Linked DNA regions of Homo sapiens: region 1 is linked to region 2. A link is a loop called in an ENCODE intact Hi-C map of the cell type or tissue named here. Cell type or tissue: endothelial cell of umbilical vein. All regions are shown on one strand. Region 1 overlaps COPE (coat protein complex I subunit epsilon). Region 2 overlaps ELL (elongation factor for RNA polymerase II).

The links. Hi-C counts contacts between places; a loop is a spot of excess contacts. Peaks named below come from ENCODE experiments on the same cell type or tissue, not always from the same donor. Only the 100,000 strongest peaks of a DNase experiment are listed, where the experiment ranks them.
Region 1: a loop joins it to region 2, with 4 times the contacts of the local background. A loop is called at or near these places in 9 of 110 quality-filtered maps.

Annotation. Positions count from the first base shown.
Region 1 is chr19:18,913,581-18,918,580 of GRCh38, forward strand. The region is part of intron 1 of COPE (coat protein complex I subunit epsilon); the gene reads right to left. Among named protein-coding and RNA genes, the nearest start is that of COPE, 3.3 kb to the right of the region's middle. RefSeq lists an enhancer at 4,017-4,907. In endothelial cell of umbilical vein, a CTCF peak has its summit at 2,289 (motif pointing left); a DNase peak (open chromatin) is centred at 2,261; H3K4me3 peaks cover 270 bases; H3K27ac peaks cover 203 bases.
Region 2 is chr19:18,448,409-18,453,408 of GRCh38, forward strand. ELL (elongation factor for RNA polymerase II) reads right to left here. Exons shown (of 12, transcript NM_006532.4): 7 at 3,144-3,240; 8 at 2,069-2,567. Among named protein-coding and RNA genes, the nearest start is that of ISYNA1, 13 kb to the left of the region's middle. RefSeq lists enhancers at 1,788-2,594, 2,595-3,401. In endothelial cell of umbilical vein, a CTCF peak has its summit at 2,683 (motif pointing right); a DNase peak (open chromatin) is centred at 2,683.

The DNA.
Region 1 (5,000 bases), 470 kb after region 2:
CCTGAGCCCAGGCCAGGGAGGGAGGCTGGGACCGCTCTCCAGAACACAGCTTTGCATGCTGCCCCCGGAGGCTGGCTGACTTCCCAGGGTGCCCATGGCAGGTGGGCACAGTGCAGCTCAGCCCATGGCCTGAGGGTGCTCGCCCAGGCCCCTGGGGGCTTCGAGAGGAAAGTACAGTTGGGAAGGGGCCCAGCCACCTTGGCATCGCCACTCCAACAACCTCTAAACAGAGGGGACTGAGAAGGCTGTCAGCAAGAGGGCCTGCCAGCTGTCAAGGCACAGGGTCAAAGGACCCAGTGCCCAAACCAGGGGGAGTCACTCTGCCCTGTCCTCTGAAGCCGAGAACCACAGATTCCAAGCCACATCTCTTCCTTCTCCCCAGCCTGAGGGAGGAGCGTGGATGTCAAACGTGTCCTCATCCCAGGCCGCCGCAGACCTGGCCCCAGCCTGACTCAGGCTGCCATTGCCAAGAGGACCCAGCAGCTTCTGCTCAGGCCCTGGTAGCCAGAGTGGGTATCTGGCTATGATTTGGAACAAGATGCCATCTAAATAAATAACTCCTAGAAGAATGTCAAAGGCATGCGGAGGGTGGTGGCTGCAGAAATCGAGCCCCACCTGCAAATGGGATGGACAGGTGAAATATGTACCTTTTCAAGTATGCAAAGAAACATATTATAGGCCGGGCATGGTAGCTCATGCCTGTAATCCCAGCACTTTGGGAGGCCGAAGTGGGTGGATCATTAGAGGTCAGGAGTTCCAGACCAGCCTGGCCAACATGGTGAAACCCCGCCTCTACTTAAAAATACAAAAATTAGCCAGGTGTGGTGGCGGGCGCCTATAATCCCAGCTACTCAGGAGGCTGAGGCAAGAGAATCACTTGAACCCGGGAGATAGAGGCTGTAGTAAGCCGAGATCACGCCATTGCACTCCAGCCTAGGTGACAGAGCAAGACTCCATCTCAATAAAAAATAAATAAGTAACTCTCAATCAACCTTCTGAGGTGGACTTCAGTTAGGTGACTAGCCCAGGGCCACATGCCACCCTCAGTTAAAAAAGACAGGCCAGGTGTGGTGGCTCACACCTGTAAACCCAGTGCTTTGGGAGGCCAAAGCAGGAGCACTGCTTGAGCCCAGGAGTTTGAGACCAGCATAGGCAACATAGCAAAAAGCATAGTCTTTTTTTTTTTTTTTTTTTTGATGGAGTCTTGCTCTGTCACCCAGGTTGGAGTGCAGTGGCGTGTATCTCGGCTCACTACAACCTCTGCCGCCTGGGTTCAAGAGATTTTTCTGCCTCAGTCTCCCGAGTAGCCGCGACTATATGTATTTTTAGTAGAGATGGGGTTTCACCATATTGGCCAGGCTGGTCTTGAACTCCTGACCTTGTGAACCAGCCGCCTCGGCCTCCCAAAGTGCTGGGATTACAGGCATGAGCCACCGTGCCCGGTCTGAGACCCTGTGTCCATAAAAAAATTATAAATATTAGCCAGGTGTGGTAGCATGCACCTGTAGTCCCAGCGACTCAGGAGGTTCATGAAGGAGGATCGCTTGAGCCTGGGAGGTCGAGGCTACAGTGGACTATGATCATGCCACTGCACTGCACTCTGGCCTGGGTGACAGAGTGAGACCCTGTCTATCTTTAGGGAAAAAAAAGAGACAAAAGCTGGCTGTTGGGCTTTCAAAGTGAGGACACAGTGGGGCGCCATCGGGGGCACCAGGGTGGCCTCAGCCGCCCCTGTGTGAAATGCAGGTGCCCAGGAGACTGTGCGTGCGGAAGTGCTCAGAGGCTGCAGAGTGCACTGGAGAGACAAGAGTGCCGGGAAGCATAACAACAACAAATGTGCAGACCGTGACCCTGACGTGAGGCTCTGGAACCGTTGTGGTTTTCCTCGACTTCCAGGGACGATCCTACCATCAGGACGCATGTGTGTCCCCGGGGTGGGAGAGCATTGCTCTTCAACCCCAAGGGCTCACTACGATCACCTGGGAGCCCAGGAACCACCAAAGCCAGGAGGCCACATCCACCAAGGTCACCTGGCCCTAGGATGGCCCCAGCACTGGCCCCAGGTGGCTTAAGATGTGGCCATGGTTGAGGAATCAGGGTACTGTTTGGGAAGGCGGGTGACAGGATGGGGGCCCTGTAGCCAGAAACCTTGGGGGTAGTAACTCCTCCCTTCTGTCCCTGTAGCCAGTGATCTGACCGCACTGGGCCGTCAGCAACTCAAGGCCTATGAGCTGCTTCAACCCCAACAGCTGGGCGGTGCCTGCCATCTTGTGGGCAAACTGGCAAATGTCAGAAACCCAGAAACGTCATGATGGTAGCCTAGTGCTGGGGGCAGCAAAGGGCAAAGACTGCCAGGTGCTCTCCCTGGGGCCACCTCAGGTGGGGCTGAGGTTGCTCAGGCCACTGTCATGAACTACCACAGACCAGATGGCTTAAAAAATGTATTCCTCAAAAATTAGCCAGGTGTGGTGGCGCACGCCTGTAATCCCACCTACTCGGGAGGCTGAGGCAGGAGAATCGCTTGAACCCAGGAGGCAGAGGTTGTGGTGAGCTGAGATCATGCCACTACACTCCAGCCTGGGCAACAGAGCAAGACTCCATCTCAAAAACAAAAAAACAAAAATTAGCTGGGCGTGGTGGCAGGCACCTGTAATCCCAGCTACTCTGAAGGCTGAGGCAGGAGAATGGTGTGAACCCAGGAGGCGGAGGATGCAGTGAGCTGAGATTGTGCCACTGCACTCCAGCCTGGGTGACAGAGTTAGACTCTGTCTCAAAAAAAAAAAGTATTCCTGGCCAGGCGTGGTGGCTCACACCTGTAATCCCAGCACTGTGGGAGGCTGAGGCGGGCAGATCACTTGAGGTCAAGAGTTCGAGATCAGCCTGACCAACATGATAAAACCCTGTCTCTACTAAAAATACAAAAATTAGGCCAGGAACGGTAACTCATGCCTATAATCCCAGCACTTTGGGAGGCTGAGGCAGGCGGATCATGAGGTCAGGAGTTACAGACGAGCCTGGCCAACACAGTGAAACCCCATCACTAGGAAAAATACAAAAATTAGCTGGGTGTGGTGGCACACGCCTGTAGTCCCAGCTACTAGGGAGGCTGAGGCAGGAGAACTGCTTGAACCCGGGAGGCAGAGGTTGTGGTGAGCTGAGATCGTGCCACTGCACTCCAGCCTGGGCAACAGGGCAAGACTCCATCTCAAAAACAAAAAAACAAAAAAAAAATTAGCTGGGTGTGGTGGTGGGCACCTGTAATCCTAGCCACTTGGGAGGCTGAGGCAGGACAATCGCTTGAACCCAGGAGGAGGAGGATGCCACTGCACTCCAGCCTGGGTGACACAGAGTGAGATCCTGTCTCAAAAAAAAAAAAAAAAAAAAAAAAAGTATTCCTTCACAGTCACAGTCCTGGAGGCCAGAAGTCCCAAATCAAGGTGTCAGCAGGGCCACACTCCTTCCAAAGGCTCTAGGGGAGGATACTTCCCTGCCTCTCCCAGCTTTTGGTGACTGTTACATTCCTCAGTTTGTAGCCACATTACTCCCATCTCTGCTTCCATCATCTCTGTGTCTCAAATCTCCCTCTGCCTTTTTTTTTTTCTTTTTCCAGTGGCGGGTTCTGGTGAAGACAAGAAAGCCTACTAGAAACATTCTTTTTTTCTTTTTTTTTTTTTTTTTTTGAGATAGGGTCTCACTTTTGACATAGTAAGAGCACCAACATCTCAGACAAACACTGCCACTTTAAGTTCCAGCCCCCTTTCTAGCCTCATGAATTTTAAGGAAATTTCTTTTTTCTTTTTTTTTAATAGAGAAGTCTCGCTCTTGTTCCCCAGGCTTGAATGCAATGGCTGGATCTTGGCTCACTGCAACCTCCACCTCCTGGGTTCAAACGATTCTCCTGCCTCTGCCTCCCAAGTAGCTGGGATTAAGGTGCCTGCCACCATGCCCGGCTAATTTTTGTATTTTTTAGTAGAGACGGGGTTTCACCAAGTTGGTCAGGCTGGTCTCGAACTCCTGACCTCAGGTGATCCGCCCGCCTCCCAAAGTGCTGGAATTACAGGTGTGAACCACCGCGCCCGGCCAGGAAATCACTTCTAACTACAAGCAGCCAGAAAGAGGAGACAGTAAAACACAGAAAGACAGCTCGGACAGAGAGAGAGTGGGAAGAAAATTTCTTGGGTAACTGCCAAACTTCACCTTCATACAACGGGCCCCAGTAAAACAGTGGGCCTTAATAAGCACATTCCTTTCCCTTCAGGTGCACTAAAATAGGCAAGCTAAAAGCAGAGTAGGGGGGTATGCCTGCAGCTGCAGAAAGATGTATGGGAGGCTGGGCACGGTGGCTCACACCTGTAATCCCAACACTTTGGTAGGCCAAGGCGGGCAGATCACAAGGTCAAGAGATGGAGACCATCCTGGCCAACATGGTGAAACCCCGTCTCTACTAAAAATACAAAAATTAGCCGGGCCATGGTGGCGCGCGCCTGTAATCCCAGCTACTCGAGAGGCTGAGAAAGGAGAATTGCTTGAACCTGGGGGCGGAGGTTGCAGTGAGCCGAGATCACGCCACTGCACTCCAGCCTGGCAACAGCGCGAGTCTCCATCTCAAAAAAAAAAAAAAAAGAAAAGAAAAGAAAAGAAAAAAGAAAGATGTATGGGAACAGACACACAACTCTCCCTCCCAGATAAGCACAACGAAGAGACACAGAAGCAGTTCAAGCCTCTGATAAACTCTCCGACCCTGAATCCTTAAAAACTCTTAGTCTGTAAAAGAGTGTTACTCTGACCCAACTCCGCCAGAAGGCGCCTCTCAGGTTTGTTTTCTCTAAAATAAACCTGTCTTGACTGGCAAGCCACCTTTCGTGTTTCTTTCCTCTTTAATTCTTACAACTTTGTCACCCAGGCTGGAGTGCAGTGGCGCGATCTCGGTTCACTGCAACCTCGGCCTCCGGGTTGAAGCGATTCTCCTGTCTCAGCCTCCCGGTAGCTGAGATTACAAG
Region 2 (5,000 bases):
ACTCCCCACTTTGGGCCAGACACTGTCTTCCATATCACCACCACCCCCACCTGGGTTGTCTTTAAGAGGCTGTGGCCTTCCCAGGGACGCAACTCAATGGGCATGTATTGAATGGGTCTGACCCTGGTCCGGGCCAGAAGGAAGTGAGAGGCAAGGCGCAGCTGCGAAGGCCAAGCCCATGCTCCCGCCACGCAGTGGACTCCGTGGGTATTCTACAACAGATAACTGCCATGTGTCAGGCTGGTCAACATTACCTCATTTGACATGCCCCAAGATCTTCACCAGCTAGGATGACAAACGGGGAAATCAAGGCTCAGGGTCAGCTCAACCTGGTACCAGTGGGACCTTCAAAGTCCAGCCCTTGGCAAACCTCAGCGGCCCCCGACTCCTACTCAAGCTCTGGCTGTGTGGGGCCGGCCAAGCTGGTCCCTGCTTCGGGGCCCCGGAGAACACCCCCACAGCAGCTCCTCTCCCCATCTCTCCCCTTCACAGCCCACGTCTCTCTACTTGCTTGTCCTGGGCACGGGCACAGGACAGCTAAGACATGCCCTGCACAAGTACCACCTTCAGGACTCTGGTAACATGGACCACCAGCACCAGGCTCAGCTTCTGGTGCCTCCACTGTCCTTTTCTTGGTGCTTGGGACATCTACCCCTGCTTTGCATTTTCTCACCTGTGGTAGAGATGACAGCCCCTGGGCCGGGGATGAACTGCCTAGGGGCCAACACGCACCAGGCCAGACAGGAAACCACCTTGAGTCCCCAGGCCTGTCTTGGCACCTAGGCACTGGGCATCCAAGGAAGGGACACAGCCCAGAGTGGTCTGTGGACCCTGGAGCCGGGCCAAGGGTCTCAAATGGCAGATCCTGCCATTTGATCGTGGCCCAGGTCTGGCTGTGGGGTGTGGGTGTGTCCTGGGAATCAGGAGTCCTGCCCTGAGCATGGCCCTGGTCAGAGAGGCTGCCCAGGGAGTAAGGCCACCTTCTCCCCGTCGGCCCCCACATGCAGTCCCACGGGAGGTGGGAAGCCCAGCACGAGGCAGGGCTGACCCAACCCCGAAAGTCTTCCTTCCTATCCAGTAAGACCCAGCCACAGTTGTGAGGACCTGCTCTCCAGCCACAGCAGGGGACGGGGCATGGCCCTCTGAGCAACGCAAAGCTATAATGAAAGAAGGGCTCCCACCCTCATCCCAGGAATCCCCTGACTCAGCCTCCTCCCCAGAGACACAACCCAAAAGCACAGCAGGTGACACCACCTGGGCTGCCCTGGGCCAGCTGGCGCCGAGAGCGAAGTGGCCATCTGCAACTGGCCGCCATCGCCACATGGGACCACTGCAGCCCCTGTCGCACATGGTGGTGGAACAGCCGCTGCACGCTGGCCACTGCTTCTGCTGGTTCCTATAAATGAACAGCTGCGCAGGCTCATGGCCACGGTGCTAGGCGGGTGCTACTGCTGCTCAGTTTAGGTGCCTGGGCTGTGGTCTCGGAGCCGCCCAGGTCTCCTGGCTCCCCAATCCCAGCCTGCCAGGCCCTGTCCCCACAGCAGAAACCTACAGTCCACAACAGTCGCACGGTGCCTACAGAGGTCCAGGTGCTATCCCTCTCCCACCAGGATCTGCCCATCTGCACCTGTGCTGCCTCTCCCTGAATAGGGCTGGCTTGCCTGGGCCCCCACTGTCTTCCCTGAACCCCAGCAGACCTCAGCATGGCCCTGGCTCCTGGGGCTTCCCTGCAGTCAGAGCTGGGGCCTGGGCCCCATTCCTCTCTGCATGTTAGCCCCTTCTGCGGCCTCAGTTCCCCACAAGGCTCTGGGCCTCCGGCCCCCAGTGCTGGCCTGGCACATTGACTGCAAGTGGCACCGGGCACTCCAGACAGGCAGGGAGAGGACCAGGTGCAGGAACATAGGGTGCCAGGTGCCAGGCACACAGGGCAAATCTGATGGGGCCTGGGGCAACAGGGTCCCCTCCCCTGGCTTCTACAGCTTGAGCCCCCTCGACACCCCATGAGGGTGAGGCGGGTGTGGGGCCAGTACTTAGAGCCCCGGCAACGCCCTCCTGCCTGGGCACCTACCTGGGGTGTCTGCTGGGGCTCCGGGGGTGGCATGGGTGGCAGGTGCACAGTCTGGAAGCTGGGCCCGGGGCTTGTCCTCAGCCGCCCTCTCCTTGTCTTTGTGCTTCTTGGACTTCTTCTTGGGCTTGCTGCGCGAGGGGCTGCCGTGTGGCCTGCTGGGCTGGGCACAGTCCGTCAGCAGGGGCAGGCCGAGGCGCACAGTGGGGGCTGGGGCAGCCGCCTCTCCGTGCTCACAGTCTCGGCCGCTGTGGCCCAGGTCATTGCTGACATCGGCCAGGGGGTCGTGGGCCCTCGGGGGCTCCAGCCGCGGGGGCAGGTGAGTGCTGGAGCTGAGGGTGTCCGTGCTGGCTGGTGGGCCCGGGGTGGGCAGCAAGGCCTCACGGCCATTGGGCACGCCCAGCTTCCCGTTGACGGCAGGCTGAGCTCTCTGAGTGAAGTGCGATATCCGGGGTTTCTTGTTGGCTAGGGGGTCGATGAAATCAGGAGGCTGCAGCCGCTTCTGGAGAGGAGCAGAGATCATTTTAGAGGGGAGCACAGAGTGGCTGAGCAGCAACAGGCAATCCCCTGGCCTGGCTAGAAAACCCAACGCCGCCTGCAAGGCCCACGCTGGCCACATGGGGGCGCCCGAGCACCAAGTCAGGTCCCAGGTGCCGCTCAGGGTGGCCTCAGCTGGGGCCCATCAGCCTGCTGGGATCGATGCAGGGGGAGGGCAGGGCCCAGTGTGTGAGCGGGCCACCCCTGGGGACTGGTCTAAAGCGCTGCTGTGCTCAGCATGCTTCCCCAGTGATAACTGTGACACAGGAGCAGGAAGCCCAGGGTTGAGCCCACATCAGGGAGCCGCCCCCCGTCCCAGGTTCCGCACTGTGACACTGGGGTGCTGCGGCCACACTGGCAGGAATCTGCCCCCAACCCCAACCCGACAGCTTCCCCCTTGGTCCCTGGGCGGAGGGAGGCGGCTCAACTTGGAGCAGCTCATGCTCCAAAGAGCTGGTGAGGAAGGTGACAAGGGTTACTGATGCAGCACAGAGTGCCCTGCAGGTGCTTGGGACAGTCACCCCAGGCATGCCTCACTTACCTGTGGGGGCGAGGCCGAGCGCCCACGCTCGCCTGGGGGGCTGGAGGCAGCAGGGTCTCCAAGGAGGCTGCCAGTGCTCTGTGGCTGGCACAGCTTCCTGCGAAGGAGAGGCAGGGCTAGGTCAGAAGGTGCTGAGGGGGCCTAGGGGCCCCAGGCCTGTATCCACATGGGGGCCCGGTGGAGATGCCTCAAGGAAGGGACCCCCCTCCTCCCAAATCCAGAGCAGGGCCAAGGGGTCACAGGAGCCTGGGCCTGAGGCCATCCTGCCCCCGACTTCACCCAAAGGAGGACTTCCCCACTCACTGTCCCCCTGAGCCCAGAGGAGGATCACTTTGTGTAGGTGCCTGCTACCGGAGAGACCAGGGACACACGCTAGGGTGCTGGACCCTGCTTTTAAAGACAGCTGTTCATCCTGTTCAGAACGCTCACTGCAGAAACTGTCCAAAATGCAGAAGAGAACGGAGGGCCCTGGCCTAGGATGAGACAGCCTTCCTGGAAGCCCAGGTCACAGCAGGATCTGGAGGGCGGCAGAGTGGCCACCAGCTTGACTAGGTGATGCAGCTGGGGAAGAAGGGAAGAAACACCCCAGTGCATGCCCCTTCTCCCGCTCCATGTGATCTGGGCAAGTGGAATCCCCCACCCCCGCCAGCAACCCTGCAGCTTATGGGTATCCTCTCTGACCCAACTGTTCAATTCCCGGGGGCTGTGCCATCTCAGGGCAGCCTAGCGCCCCTCCAGGCCCTGCAGAGAGACTTAAGTCCAGGGCCGTGGCCATTCTGCCAGCCAGTGACACCCAGAGCCCATCTCCCTAACAAATGGGCTAGGCTACAGACCACTGCAGGTGTCACTTCCCTGGTGGCCTGAGAGGAGAGCCATGTGGACATAAACAGAACTCCCAGTTAAAGACAGAAAACTGAGAACAGGCATTTGCATCCACTGGACAGGCAAGGCAGAGACAAAAGGAGGAGTGAAGACACCGGAAAGCATAGCAGAAGCATGAGTGGTGACTGCTGCAGGATCCAGAGAATCCAGGGCCCAGAGCAAGAGGCACCACGACCTCAGGGGACAACAGACTGCTGCAGGGCCATCCCCCACAGCTCTACTCCAGATCCTCATCACTGCTGGTGGGGCTGCAGGACAGTGAGCCCAGGGCTGTCAGGCAGCAAAGAGGCTCGGGCCACTCCTCCAGGCAGTTGGGAAGTTACCTGGGCCACAGCTGGACAACAGGATGGCCAGATGTGTGGCCTCAGGAGAAGAAGAAACAGGGCCCAGGACTAGGGCACATCGGGATTCAGAGGCCCCAAGCTGTGCAGTGTCCCCAACGGCTGCACTGCAGCTTCCAGGCAACAAACGTCAGACCTCAAAACAGAGGAACACGAAAATACATTTGAAAAGAGACTCCACAGGGAGATGAAAACGTTAAAAAATAAATCAACAGGCCGGGCGCCCATGGCTCACGCCTGTAATCCCAGCACTTTGGGAGGCCAAGGCAGGCGGATCACCTAAGGTCAGGAGTTCGGGACCAGTCTGGCCAACATGGTGAAACCCCGTCTCTCCTAAACGTACAAAAAAATTAGCCGGGCATGGTGGTGGGCACCTGTAACCTCAATTACTTGGGAGGCTGAAGCAGGAGAATCACTTGAACCCGGGAGGCGGAGGTTGCAGTGAGCAGAGATCATGCCATTGCACTCCAGTCTGGGCAACAAGACCGAGACTCCGTCTCAAAAACATAAAATAAATAAATAAAAAATGCCAGTTTTCGTGTCCTTGGAAAAACAAAAGCTCTGAATAGACGTTTCTTCAAAGAAGCTATACAAATGGCTAAAAGCACATAACAAGATGCTCAATGCCATGTGT